2 separate regions of the Homo sapiens genome follow, and region 2 is linked to region 1. The links are chromatin contacts, found by POLR2A ChIA-PET in ENCODE. All regions are on one chromosome and are shown on one strand. Each heading gives the region's core, a stretch centred on a gene start or an enhancer-like site at or near the end of the contact. The rest is flanking DNA. Distances are from core to core; before and after follow the strand shown. Region 1 holds the start of ADAM11 (ADAM metallopeptidase domain 11). Region 2 overlaps NMT1 (N-myristoyltransferase 1).

Region 1 (6,859 bases), core at 3,242-5,741:
TTGGGAGGCTGAGGCTGGAGGATCACTTGAGTTCAAGAGTTCGAGACTGGCCTGGGCAACATAAAAAGACCCCCGTCTCTACAAAAAGAAATTTTGTTAGCCAAGCATCGGCCTCATGCCTGGTAATCCCAGCACTTTGGGAGGCTGCTCTGCCTCCCAGGTTCACCCCATTCTCCTGCCTCAGCCTCCCGAGTAGCTGGGACTACAGGCGCCCACCACCACGCCTGGCTAATTTTTTGTATTTTTAGTTGAGACAGGGTTTCACCGTGTTAGCCAGGATGGTCTCGATCTCCTGACCTCGTGATCCACCCGCCTCAGCATCCCAAAGTGCTGGGATTACAAGCTTGAGCCACCACGCCTGGCCTTGAATGGCTCTTGAGTCCAGGTGTTGAGAACAGCCAGGACAACATGATGAAACCCAATCTCTACAAAAAATACAAAAGTGCTGGGCACGGTGGCTCACACCTGTAATCCCAGCACTTTGGGAGGCCAAGGTGGGCAGATCACTTGAGGTCAGGAGTTCAAGACCAGCCTGGCCAACATGGTGAAACCCCATCTCTACTAAAAATACAAAAATTAGCCAGACATGGTGGAGCACACCTGTAATCCCAGCTACTTGAGAGGCTGAGGCAGGAGAATTGCTGGAACCCGGTGGGAGGAGGAGGTTGCAGTGAGCCGAGGTCATACCATTGCACTCCAGCCTGGGCAACAGAACAAGACTCCGTCTGAAAAAAAAAAAAAAAAAAAAAGCCAAGCTTGGTGACGCCACCTGTAGTCCCTGCTACTCAGGAGGCTGAGGCAGGAGATGACTTGAGCCCAAGAGGTCAAGGTTACAGGAAGCTATGATTGTGCCACTGTTCTCCAGCCTGGGCAACAGAGCGAGACCCTCAAAAAATTAAAAAATAAGGTCTATTGCCTGCAATCCCAGCACTTTGGGAGGCTGAAGCAGGCAGATTGCTTGAGGCCAGGAGTTTGAGAACAGCCTGACCAACATGGCGAAACCCCATCTCTACTAATAATACAAAAATTAGCCAGGCGTGGTGGTGCACACCTGTAATCCCAGCTACTTGGGAGGCTGAGGCAGGAGAGTCACTTGAACCCAGGAGAAGGAGATTGCAGTGAGCCGAGATCATGCCACTGCACTCCAGCCTAAGCAACAGAGTGAGACTCCCATCTCAAAAAAAAAAAAAAAAAAAAAAAAAAAGATCGGCTGGGTGCGGTGGGCTCACGCCTGTAATCCCAGCACTTTAGGAGGCCGAGGTGGGTGGATCACCTGAAGTCAGGAGTTCGAGACCAGCCTGACCAACATGGAGAAACCACATCTCTACTAAAAATACAAAATTAGCTGGGCATGGTGGCACATGTCTGTAATCCCAGCTACTCGGGAGGCTGAGGCAGGAGAATTGCTTGAACCTGGGAGGTGGAGGTTGCGGTGAGCCGAGATCATGCCATTGCAACAAGAGCGAAACTCCAGCTGGGGGTGGTGGCTCACCCTGTAATCCCACCAGCACCCTGGGAGGCCGAGGCGGGTGGATCACGAGGTCAGGAGATCGAGACTATCCTGGCTAACACAGTGAAACCCCGTCTCTACTAAAAACACAAAAAAATTAGCTGGGCATGGTGTTGGGCACCTGTAGTCCCAGCTACTCGGGAGACTGAGGCAGGAGAATGGCATGAACCCGGGAGGCGGAGCTTGCAGTGAGCCGAGATGGCGCCACTGCACTCCAGCCTGGGTGACACAGCGAGACTCCATCTCAAAAAAAAAAAAAGAGCGAAACTCAATCTCAAAAAAAAAAAAAAAGAAAGTTCTAGGCCAGGCATGGTGGCTCACACCTGTAATCCTAGCACTTTGGGAGGCAGGCAGATTGCCTGAATTTAGGAGGTTGAGGACAGCCTGGACAACATGGTGAATTTAGGAGGGTGAGAACAGCCCGGGCAACATGGTGAGATCCCATCTCTACTAAAAATACAAAAAATTAGCCAGGTATGGTGACACATGCCTGTTGTCCTAGCTGCTCGGGAGGCTGAGGCAAGAGAATCACTTGACCCCAGAGGTGGAGGTTGAAGTGAGCCGCGATCTTGCCACTTTACTCCAGCCTGGGTGACAGAGCGAGACTCTCCAAAAGAAAAAAAAAAAATAGTAAGTTCTAGCCGGGTGCGGTGGCTCACGCCTGTAATCTCAGCACTTTGGGAGGCCGAGGCGGGTGGATCACGAGGCCAGGAGATCGAGACCATGCTGGCTAACATGTGAAACCCCGTCGCTACTAAAAATACAAAAAAAAAAAAAAAATAGCTGGGCGTGGTGGCGAGCACCTGTAGTCCCAACTATTCAGGAGGCTGAGGCAGGAGAATGGCGTGAACCCGGGAGGCGGAGCTTGCAGTGAGCCGAGATCGTGCCACTGCACTCCAGCCTGGGCGACAGAGCCAGACTCTGTCTCAAAAAAAAAAAAAAAAAAAAAGTAAGTTCTAGCCAGATCTGCTGGGAGCCGGGGAACCCAGGAATATAAGTGGCTATGGGGGCCAGGGAGCCATATGACCGAGTCTCCACTGGAACTAGCCCAGGGTGCCACCAGGGAGAGTCACTCTTAGGGCTCATCAGGTCTCCCCAACAGGAAGTCTAGGGTCCCAGGGCCACCGATGTGGTAGGAACATGCCTCTGGTGAAGAGGCCTGGACCACAGATTGGGCTTGCTCTGTGGTCTTGAACATGTTGGAGGACCCAGACTCTCCCAGCCCCGGGCTCGCACTGTGAAATGACAAACCTCACCCAGCCTACTGGGGGGCACTCCTGATCGGGACTTGCTGATGTGGCCCTGGGACATGGGCAGGCTGGAGCAGGACAGCCACCTTCGTGTCTGGGGTGTGTGGTGAGGGTGCATGGGACCAGATATACCAGTCCCCTCTGGTCCCAAATGGAGGGCAGAGATGGAAGTAGGACTAGGGGTGGCTAAGAGGAGTGGGGCCATGGAGTATGGGATGTGCCTTTCACCAGCTGTGTGACTTTGAGAAGCTCACATAACCTCTCAGAGCCTCAGTTTCCCCATCTGTAAAATGGGGAGCACAATCTCTCCCTCTGGGCTCATGATGAGTTTCCAGGAATACCACCTAGTAGGCCCTCATTCCCAGGAGCCTCCTCATGCCTACATCTTGGAGGAGGTTCTCAAGATGTCTCCAGAGCGAAGGAAGAATTGGCTCAGCCTTACTGAGCATCTGGGCCTGGCATGGCAGGTGGTTGGGGGTGGGGGGAGTCACTTGGTTCCCTACATTGATGTCAGCGCCTCCTGGGAAATCGCCTTCTCACCTCTCCTGGGCCTAAAATAGAGCGGGGGGTGGGGGTGTCACAAGCTAGAGGCAGTTCCCTCATCCCCAGCAGAGGCCCTGGGTCCTTGCGGAAGCAGAGGACCCAGGAAGGGGTTTCCTGCCTCCAATCTTGTTCTTCAGCAACCTGTGGTCCCCTAGCATGGGTACCAAAAAGGTCAGGGTGGGGACTCAGCGGCCCACCCACCATGCCCTACCACACCCCACACCATCTCAGGTATCTGGCCTTCAGCACCCCTAGCAGAAGTCTGAGGTCCCAGCCCTGGTATTGGGACCCAACATCCCCAGGAGCTGGGTGGAGGGCACAGCTGGGAATGTAGGTTGGGAGGTCAAGTATTTTGCAGACAGGGCAGCCTAGTCTGACCAGAGAGGGAATGCTGGGGGGCTCCAGAGGTGTCTTCTGCTCCTAAGGATTGGGACTAGCAAGGGAGGGGGAGCCATGGGGCATGCTAGCAGCATATAAGTGACCTGGCTAGTTTATATTTTATCTAGGAGGAAGGACAGGACGCCTGTGAGAGACTCAGGAACCCAGACGGACATGCCAGCCCTTCCTGATGGTTGGAGTGACAGCGATCCCTGAAGCCCTCCTGGAGGCCGGGGCATCTTTGGCGGGGAGAAGGAGCCGATGGGAAGGGGTCTGTACCGCGGGCGTGAGAGGACTCCGCAGTGACACGACCCGTAGCGAAGGTGCAAGAAATCCCAGAGGCGTAGAGCCCGGCGTTCGCCAAGAGCCTTTGCCCACCCCAACCCCAGCTTCCACAGCCTGGGGTCAAGCGGGGCGCTCCAAGCTGGGGCTGGGGCAGCCTCTCTGGGGTACCACGACAGAGGGGCGAACGTGGGCGCCGCAGCCACGCCCCTGCCCCCGGGCCCCAGACAGGCAGTCGCCGGGTCGACCCCGGGGGTACCCCGTCCCCTGCTTCCCTCCCCTACAAATCTACGAGTCCTCGGAGATGCTCAGGCAGAGGTGGCCGAGGAGAGGCCGCGGGATAAGTACGCGGAGCGCCACCGCCCCGCACCTGCCGAGGAGACTTCGAGGTGCGAGGAGGGACCCCGGGGCGGCGCCTCTTTTGTCCTGCCGCGGCGGCGGCCCGGGCCCTGCGGGGCTGGGGGGGCCGGGGGGCGGCGGGAGAGCGGAGGGCGGGCCCTGGGCTCACGTGCTCGCTGCTCAGCTCTTAACCCGGCCCCGCCGCCCCGCCGGGATGGCCGCGGCCGGAGCGCGCTGAGCCCCGGCGCCGTCCCTGCCGCCCCCACCTCTCCGCGACCCCCGCCCGGCCCCGCGCCCCCGCCCCGGCTCCGCAGCTGGCGCCTCCCCACCCCCGTCCCTGCTCCCGCCCTCCCCGCGCCGCTGGCAGCCGCAGCCCCCGGACCGGGAGGAATGAGCGAGCCATGAGGCTGCTGCGGCGCTGGGCGTTCGCGGCTCTGCTGCTGTCGCTGCTCCCCACGCCCGGTGAGTGACCCCCGCCCGGCCCCGGCGCCCCCTCCCTGCCCCCGCCCCGGGATGTGCGGCGCTTGCTGCTGCAGCCACCTTTTCCTGCAGTGCTCGGGGTGACAGCCGGTCCGGAGCGCGGGAGGGTAGGGGAGCGGGAGAGGAGGGAAGGTGCGTCCACCCACCTGTCCCCAGCTGGCCGGGCCCACCGCGTCCCTGCCCCTGCCGCCGACCGGCCAGCTCTGCAGGTCTCTGCGGGTTTGGGCGGATGGGGGGGCAGTCGTGACGGTTGGGCGGGAGTGAAGCTCCTGGCCCCCTCCCCGCGGGCTCTTGCCTCTGCAGGGCAGCCAGATCCTCCCACCCGGATCGCCCTAGGGCTCCAGGGGCCACACCAGAGTGGGGGATGAGGCATGCCCACCCCATTCCCAAGTCTTCTGCCCCAGGGTGGGCAGCTGCCTGCAGCCATGGCCTTGTTTCCCCAGGTCTTGGGACCCAAGGTCCTGCTGGAGCTCTGCGATGGGGGGGCTTACCCCAGCTGGGAGGCCCAGGAGCCCCTGAGGTCACGGAACCCAGCCGTCTGGTTAGGGAGAGCTCCGGGGGAGAGGTCCGAAAGCAGCAGCTGGACACAAGGGTCCGCCAGGAGCCACCAGGGGGCCCGGTGAGTGGGGCTGGGTGGTGAGGCCAGGGGCTGAAGCAGGCCTCAGAGCCCCAGGAAGCCCACGGGGTAACCAGGGTTGGAGTCCCCCTCAGCAGCTGCCCCGCAGGGTCCCCTTCTGTACAGTGGGCTATCCGGTGGGTGCTGGAGCCCACTGGTGGGGAGCACCAGGCCTGCCCAGCCCCAGGGCCCCCTTCCATTATTGTAGGGTCCCCTGCCCTCAGTGTACAGGGACCACTAATGCCTAGGTCTCAGGTCTGCTTTGGGTCAGCCTTCCAATGGCCCCCTGCTCTGCTCTGGCCAAAGCTAGTTGTTCTGTTCAAAACAGGGCTTGGATGGGGCAAGTTGGGGGCAGGGAGAGGCAGCCCAGATTCCAGTCAGGGATTAGGGCTCTCAGGTTCTCACCACAGCCACCTTAGTGGGCTTTCTTGGAACAACTTAGTGCTTGCTCCTGCCTCAGTTTCCACACAGTGCCCAGATAGGCTTGTTGTTCTTCCTGTCCTGGCTGAAGGTGGGGCCTTGGAAAATAACTTGAGGCCCCAAGCCAGCTCTACCTGCCTGCCCACTGTCCCTTTCAGCTGCCAGGCCCCTCCTGCCTCCCAGAGGAAGGTTAGGCATGAAGGAGATTAATTGCAATTAATAATTAATTAATATCATGTGAATAATAATCACCCAGATGGAATATTCATTCAGCACACCCCAGCGCTCCAAGAGCTGGAGCTGAAAGTGAGCCAGGCCAACAGGGCAGCAGAGGGCAGGTTGGCTGGCAAAGGCCCGGCACAAACAGGAGGTATAGGGGGGAGACCCAGAAGAGGGGTACAACTGAGGCCTGGGAAGTTTTGGCAGCGGGGAGTGGTGGGAGGTAAATTGGGCTGGGCAGAGGGAGGAAGGAGGGAAACGGAGGCTAACATTACGGACATCTGTCAGACTGGCATCTGGCCCTGCCTAATGTACTTGGTTAAAAGCCCTTAAGGGAGGGGAGCAGAGGGGGATGCGGGGTGGTGCAGGGGTGGAGAATACTGATGAAATGGATGGAGCAGGAAGGGAGCATGCATAATAGATGGACCATCACTCAGGGCCGTGCAGAGGGGCAGGGGGAGGGGGCTAATGGTCCAAGGCCCGCAGTCACTGGGGGTGGGGTGGGGGGTGGAAGCTGCCTTCAGCAACTGCCCAGGCTCCCTGGGAGGTGTGCAGTCCTAGGGCCGGGGATGGGGTGTCCTGGCCGCTGAGTCTGGCTGTCTTGCCTGGTGTCACTCCCTACCTGTGAACTGTGCACCCCGTGGTTACACTGTGGGGGAACTGATGGTCTGCCCGACTGCTGGGACTCTGGCTTATGCTTTAAGGGATGTGCAGATTGAGTCATGGAGGGATGTCACCGCAGGGAAAGGGGACAGAGTTGAGGAAAAGCCTGGAGTCAGGTAGGGATGAAAAGTCAGGTATTCCAACTGGGCAGGTTGCTCC
Region 2 (6,859 bases), core at 2,736-5,235, 320 kb after region 1:
AAGTTAAGCCAGATGGTTCTGAGATTCCAGTGTTGGAAGCTCAGCTTCCCCTCCCCTATGATAGAGCTTTTTCTTCCCAGGCATGCAGTTTTGAGCGGATTGCATCATCCAGTAAGACTGAGAGGAGGCCCACATATGGACCCTCGCTGCTCCTGTTGTCTAGAAGTTCCTCTTCTCCTGCTGTTCATCTGCCAGCTTACCCTTACCTCCCACCCGCTCACATACCCAGCATTGCGCTCTATTTCTAGAAATAAGTACTGAAGTTAGTTTTCCATCTCCTCCCCAAGGTCTGAATTTATACAGGAGCATCCTTAGGATGTCTTACATCTTTGAACTTGTAACATTTTGGTCTTCATTAAAAGATGACTTTTTTTTTTTTTTTGAGACAGAGTCTCGCTCAGTCGCCCAGGCCGGAGTGCAGTGGCTGGTTCTCTGCTCACTGCAAGCTCCGCCTCCTGGGTTCACGCCATTCTCCTGCCTCAGCCTCCCGAGTAGCTGGGACTACAGGCGCCCACCACCACGCCCAGCTAATTTTTTTGTATTGTTTTTTAGTAGAGACGGGGTTTCACCATGTTAGCCAGGATGGTCGCGATCTCCTGACCTCGTGATCTGCCCACCTCGGCCTCCCAAAGTGCTGGTATTACAGGCGTGAGCCATCGTGCCCGGCCGAGATGACATTTCTTGATTGCTTTTCTGCTCTGTTCCTGGATCTTTTATTCTAATTCACCCTGTATTTGCTAGGTTGGTCATTGATGACTTCTTGAGTTGATCAACTTTAGAATATAAGTCTCACAATTTTTGTATGAACTGCCATCTGCCTTCTGGGGGAGGAGGCACTTCTGTTGCTGCACCAAGGCAAACTTTACTGAATTCTCTACTCTTTATTTTGGAACCAAGTGAAACAAGTTGGACTTTGGTTTGCTGTATTCTAAGATTCTGGTTCTGGCCAATCTCAGTTTGAAATAAGGTGACTGGCAGCTTAGATCTGTGAGAGATTTCTATTTCAGTGTGCCGAATCGCAGCATGCCCTAGGATTCCCACCCAGTGGGTGTGGACTTCAAATCCCTTTAAAAAGGATGCCAGCCAGGCACGGTGGCTCATTCCCATAATCCCAGCACTTTTGGAGGCCAAGGCAGGAGGATTGCTTGAGCCCAGGAGTTTGAGCCCAGCCTAAAATTAGCCAGGCATGGTGGTGCACACCTGTAGCCCCAATTACTCAGGATGCTGAAGCAGGAGGATTGTTTGAGCCAGGAGTTGGAGGCAGGAGCTGGAGGCTGCAGTGAGCCATGATCGTGCCACTGCACTCCAGCCTGGGTGACAGAGCAAGACCCTGTCTCAAAAATGAACAAACAGCCAGGTGCGGTGGCTCACGCCTGTAATCCTAGCATGTTGGGAGGCTGAGGTGAGTGGATCACTTGAGGTCAGGAGTCCAAGACCAGACTGGCCAACATGGTGAAACCCCGTCTCTACTAAAAATATAAAAATTAGCTGGGCCTGATGCTGGGCGCCTGTAATCCCAGCTACTCAGGAGGCCGAGGTGTGAGGATTTGCTTGAACCTGGGAGGTGGAGGTTGCAGTGAGCCGAGATCACACCACTGCACTAGAGGCTGGGCAACAGAGCGAGACTCTTGTCTTAAAAAAAAAAAAATGGCTGGGCGTGGTGGCTCACGCCTGTAATCCCAGCACTTTGGGAGGCCAAGGCTGGCAGATCATGAGGTCAGGAGTTCAAGACCAGCCTGGCCAACATGGTGAAACCCCGTCTCTACTAAAAGTATGAAAAATTAGCCAGGCATGGTGGTAGTCCCAGCTACTCAGGAGGCTGAGGCAGGAGAATCGCTGAACCCAGGAGGCGGAGGTTGCAGTGAGCTGAGAACACGGCACTGCACTCCAGGCTGGCAACAGAGCAAGACTCCGTCTCAAAACAAAACAAAAAAAGAGGCCAGGCACGGTGGCTTACGCCTGTAATCCTAGCACTTTGAGCGGCTGAGGCAGGCAGATCACCTGAAGTCAGGAGTTCAAGACCAGCCTGACCAACATGGCGAGACCTCATCTCTACTAAAAATACACAGATTAGCTGGGTATGGTGGTATGTGCCTGTATTCCCAGCTACCCAGGAGGCTGAGGCAGAAGAATCACTGGAACCTGTGATGAGGAGGCTGCAGTGAGCCAAGATTGTGCCATTGTACTCCAGCCTGGGTGACAGAGCGAGACTCCATCTCAAAAACAAAAAACATGAATCAAGAAACAAACAAAAAATGATGCCAGATTCCTGGAGAAGGATTAGCCTGGCTTCTGTGGGGTCCTCTAGTTTTGTTTTCCCTTAGTCCAAATTGAGGCCATTCTTCTGTGAAGTGGCGTTGGCTTGCTAGGATGCTTTTTGAAGTTCTACTCTCAAGGCCTCTGAGCTTGGTTCCCTATGAATAATTAAAATTATTATAATTACCATGAAAGCTAACTGGAGTGGGCTCCTTGGAAGTCTGGTTTTGCTGAATTGGTTGTCTTCTGTTTGGGGGTGTTGACTGTAAGACTATGTGTACTCATAATGTGTCCTCACGGATGGGGCTCAATACTTGGTAGCTCAGTGAAAATGACTCATTAAAGAAAAAAAAAAAAAAGTGGCCAGGCACGGTGGCTCATGCCTGTAATCCTAGTACTTTGGGAAGCTGAGGCAGGTGAATCACCTGAGGTCAGGAGTTTGAGACCAGACTGACCAACTTGGTGAGACCCTGTCTCTACTAAAAATACAAAAATTAGCTGGGTGTGATGGCACATGCTTATAATCCCAACTACTTGGGAAGCTGAGGCAGGAGAATCCCTTGAACCTAGGAGGCGGAGGCTGCAGTGAGCTGAGATCGTGCCATTGCACTCCAGCCTGGGCAACAAGAGTGAAACTCTGTCTCAAAAAAAAAAAAAGAAAAGAAAAAACAACTTCCCTGTGTTCTTCAGCCGTGTGCTTGATGTACAAGTTGAAACAGGATTTTTGCTCAGTAACTGGCTGCTTGTACAAATTCAAGCCAATATAAAGAAAATGAAATTTGCTCTCTGATTTTAGTTTCGGTCTTGGAGATTTCTAGATACTTGTATTGGCAATGCATAAAGCAGAACAAGAGTTCAGCCCAAGATCCTTCCACAAAAATTGGGTTCATGAGGTGATAGCTACATGGAAGTATCTCCGCTAAATAGGAAGAACAAAGGCAGGAAGGTAGTTTTTACAGTGATTTTGCATATTTGTAAAGACTTTTAAAGTTGGAAGAAGTAATTATTTTCCCCATGTGAAATTATGTTTAGTAAGTATCCAGTTGGTTAATCTACAGCAGTTCTTCACCTTACCTTTTTGATTCTTTCTTTTGTAGAATTATAAAAAGTTATTCTTATGGTAATTCATATTACCATAATTTGTTCCATAAGCTGTTATGGAACCAGCTAATTTGTGGTTATGGACCAGATAATTTGTTCCATAAGCTGTTATGAATAAGAATTTATATTATAAATTGTATCCAACAATGGGACACTGCTTTGTCTCCTAATATCAGCCAGGTCTTGTTTGTTTGTTTTTTGAGATGGAGTTTTGATCTTCTTACCCAGGCTGTAGTATAGTGGTGCAATCTTGGCTTACCACAATCTTCACCTCCCAGGTTCAAGTGATTCTCCTGCCTCAGCCTCCCGAGTAGCTGGGATTACAGGCATGTGCCACCACGCCCGGCTAATTTTGTATTTTTAGTAGAGACAGGGTTTCTCCTTATTGGTCAGGCTGGTCTCGAACTCCCGACCTCAGGTGATCCGCCTGCCTTGGCCTCCCAAAGTGCTGAGATTACAGGCGTGAGCCACCGCACCCAGCCTATGAGCCAGTTTTTAAATCTTATAATGCTTCACGTAATCCTGAGACTGAAGTGAAAATATCTGGAGTAGGAAAACCACAGAGTTGTCCTAGGCTGCAGATGGTCCTGTGTGCAATAACAAAATTGAGTTACTAAGAAGAAGAAGTTATCTTTAGGCCATAAATGACTTTATGGTTTCTGTTGTTTGCCATGGCCTTGGGGGTTTTGCTGAGCATCTGGTTTTAAGGAAGTTACCTTATTTCCCCTTTGAATGTTCTCAGTCTTCCTTCCATGTTAATGCCTTCTGGGTCTCATTAATATCATACCAAGTAGGTGTACTTGCATCTAGACTTCATGACCTTATGCTTGGACTAAAGGAACCTTCAGACTTAACTGGATCTCTCCCTGTCACAGTCTTTCTGCATCAGGGGCACTGAGAGGCCCGGCCAGATGGAAGCTGTGGGAGGCAAGAGTGGACAGCGTAAGTGGGAAATGAGGGTGATAGGCCTAGGGAAAAATTGGGCTTGATACCTTCCAAGTTAAGAAGCCGCTGTTACTCTAGGATTTCAAGCATGGGGGGGACACATGGAAAGCCATTTTCACAGAGGTGAGTCCCACAGCTATATAGAGTTCAGGTGATGCAGAAAGATTGTGAAGGCAAAGAGATCCAGAAAAGGCTGGAGGTAACTTAAGTCCAAGGGTAAGGTCATGAAGTCTGGATGTGAGCATTCCTCCCAGGAACAGGAAGAGATAGGAGAATCTGAAGACATTCTGTGAAGAGAATTGGCAGCATGTGATTTCAGATCACTTTCTCCCTGTATATATATATATACACAGTATCTGTCTGTGAGATGATAGTAATATTCATAATAACTCCGAGGCATTTTGAGACCCTGAAGTCTTTCTGAATTATAAATTGTATTTAACATAATGTTAATGGAAAATTGTATTTTATATTGTTTTAATTCTTGGGGGTTTTGGTGTTTTTTTGTTTGTTTGTTTGTTTGTTTTGAGACAGTGTCTGGCTGTATTGCCCAGGCTGGAGTATAGTTGTGCGATTTTAGCTCACTGCAGGCTCCTCCTCCCAGGCTTCAAGCCAACCTCTCAACTCAGCCTCCCCAGTAGTTGGGACTACAAGTGTGCACCACCACACCTGGCTAATTTTTGGATTTGTGTTAGAGACGGGGTTTCGCCATGTTGCCCAGGCTGGTCTCAAACTCCTGAGCTCAAGTGATCCGCCTGCCTTTTCCTCCCAAAGTGTTGGGATTACAGGCATGACCCACCATGCTGGACCTTTCAATTATTTGAAAATTGATTGTCTAAAATATACAGTTAAAATTACCTCTGTGTTTAGCTGATTCTACAGATTAGGATTCACTGTACTCAGGTTGGACTCCTAATTTTGACTTTTCTTTTTTTCTTTTCTTTTCTTTTTCTTTTTTTTTTTTTCCCCAAGATGGAGTCTTGCTCTGTCGCCCAGAGCTGGAGTGCAATGGCATGATATTGGCTCACTGCAACCACAGCCTCCCGGGTTCAAGCAGTTCTCCTGCCTCAGCCTCCCAAGTAGCTGGGATTACAGGCGCATGCCTCCACGCCTGGCTAATTTTGTATTTTTAGTAGAGACGGGGTTTCACCATGTGGGTCAGGCTGGTCTCGAACTCCTGACCTCATGATCTGTCTGCCGCGGCTTCCCAAAGTGCTGGGATTACAGGCATAAGCCACCGCGCCCAGCCAATTTTGACTTTTCAGTGTGGCTAAGAGGCTGAGCATGGTGGCTCACACCTGTAATCCCAGCACTTTGGGAGTTCAAGGCAGCAGGATCACTCAAACCTAGAATTTGAGACCAGCCTGGGTAACATAGGGAGACCCCTGTCTCTATTTTTTAATTTAATAAAACATTAATGAGGCTAAGAAACTTTTTGCTTCATTCATGGGGTGTGTCATGTAGGGGAAAGCAGCACAAGGAAGTCCCCTTGATCACGTGCACACATGCACACGTGCATACACACAGACATGTTTCTTTTATTTATTTATTTATTTTTATTTTTTGAGACGGAGTCTCGCTCTGTCGCCCAGGCTGGAGTGCAGTGGCGCAATCTCGGCTCACTGCAAGCTCCGCCTCCCAGGTTCACGCCATTCTCCTACCTCAGCCTCCCAAGTAGCTGGGACTATAGGCGCCTGCCACCACGCCTGGCTAATTTTTTGTATTTTTAGTAGAGACGGTGTTTTACCATTTAGCCAGAATGGTCTCAATCTCCTGACCTAGTGATCCGCCCGCCTCGGCCTCCCAAAATACTGGGATTACAGGCGTGAGCCACTGCGCCCGGCCACATGTTTCTTGTAATCTCTCCATGGCAGGAGTAACTGGGTGCTATTGTTGTTTTAGTTTCCCAAGATTCCTAATGCTGGGTTTTGCCAGTGGTGATCCCTCAGTCTGAGCTTGCCGACAGTTGTCCTCAATCCTGCAGATCTGGTTTAGGCATTTCTTTTTTTTTTCCCTTTTTTTTTTGAGACGGAGTTTCGCTCTTGTTTCCCAGGCTGGAGTGCCGTGGCGCGATCTTGGCTCACAACAACCTCTGCCTCCTGGGTTCAAGCGATTCTCCTGCCTTAGCCTCCCGAGTAGCTGGGATTACAGGCATGCGCCACCATGCCCGGCTTATTTTGTATTTTTAGTAGAGACAGGCTTTCTCCATGTTGGTCAGGCTGGTCTCGAACTCTGCACCTCAGGTGATCCGCCTGCCTTGGCCTCCCAAAGTGCTGAGATTACAGGTGTGAGCCACCACACCCAGCCTTTTCCTTTTTTTTTTTTTTTTTTTTTGAGACAGAGTCTCGCTTTGTCACCCAGGCTGAAATGCAGTGGCATGATCTCGGCTCACTGCAAGCTCTACCTCCCAGGTTCACACCATTCTCCTGCCTCAGCCTCCCGAGTAGCTGGGACTACAGGCGCCCGCCACCGTGCCCGGCTAATTTTTTTGTATTTTTAGTAGAGATGGGGTTTCAACATGTTAGCCAGGATGGTCTTGATCTCCTGACCTCATGAT

What was found. ChIA-PET counts read pairs that join two places held with the same protein, here RNA polymerase II (POLR2A).
Region 2: POLR2A ChIA-PET joins it to region 1 with 15 read pairs in activated CD4-positive, alpha-beta T cell. The contact joins the enhancer-like site here to the promoter of ADAM11 in region 1. POLR2A ChIA-PET finds 5 or more read pairs at or near these places in 3 of 52 experiments (H1, HEK293T and activated CD4-positive, alpha-beta T cell).

Annotation. Positions count from the first base shown.
Region 1 is chr17:44,754,497-44,761,355 of GRCh38, forward strand. It overlaps ADAM11 (ADAM metallopeptidase domain 11), which reads left to right and starts at 4,492. Exons shown (of 27, transcript NM_002390.6): 1 at 4,492-4,764; 2 at 5,226-5,401. The coding sequence starts at 4,704. RefSeq lists an enhancer at 4,133-4,684.
Region 2 is chr17:45,073,851-45,080,709 of GRCh38, forward strand. The region is part of intron 1 of NMT1 (N-myristoyltransferase 1); the gene reads left to right. Among named protein-coding and RNA genes, the nearest start is that of NMT1, 16 kb to the left of the region's middle. Within about 2 kb of position 3,986, at least 3 of the 41 ENCODE cell types and tissues checked have a DNase peak (open chromatin) inside an H3K27ac peak, as active enhancers do.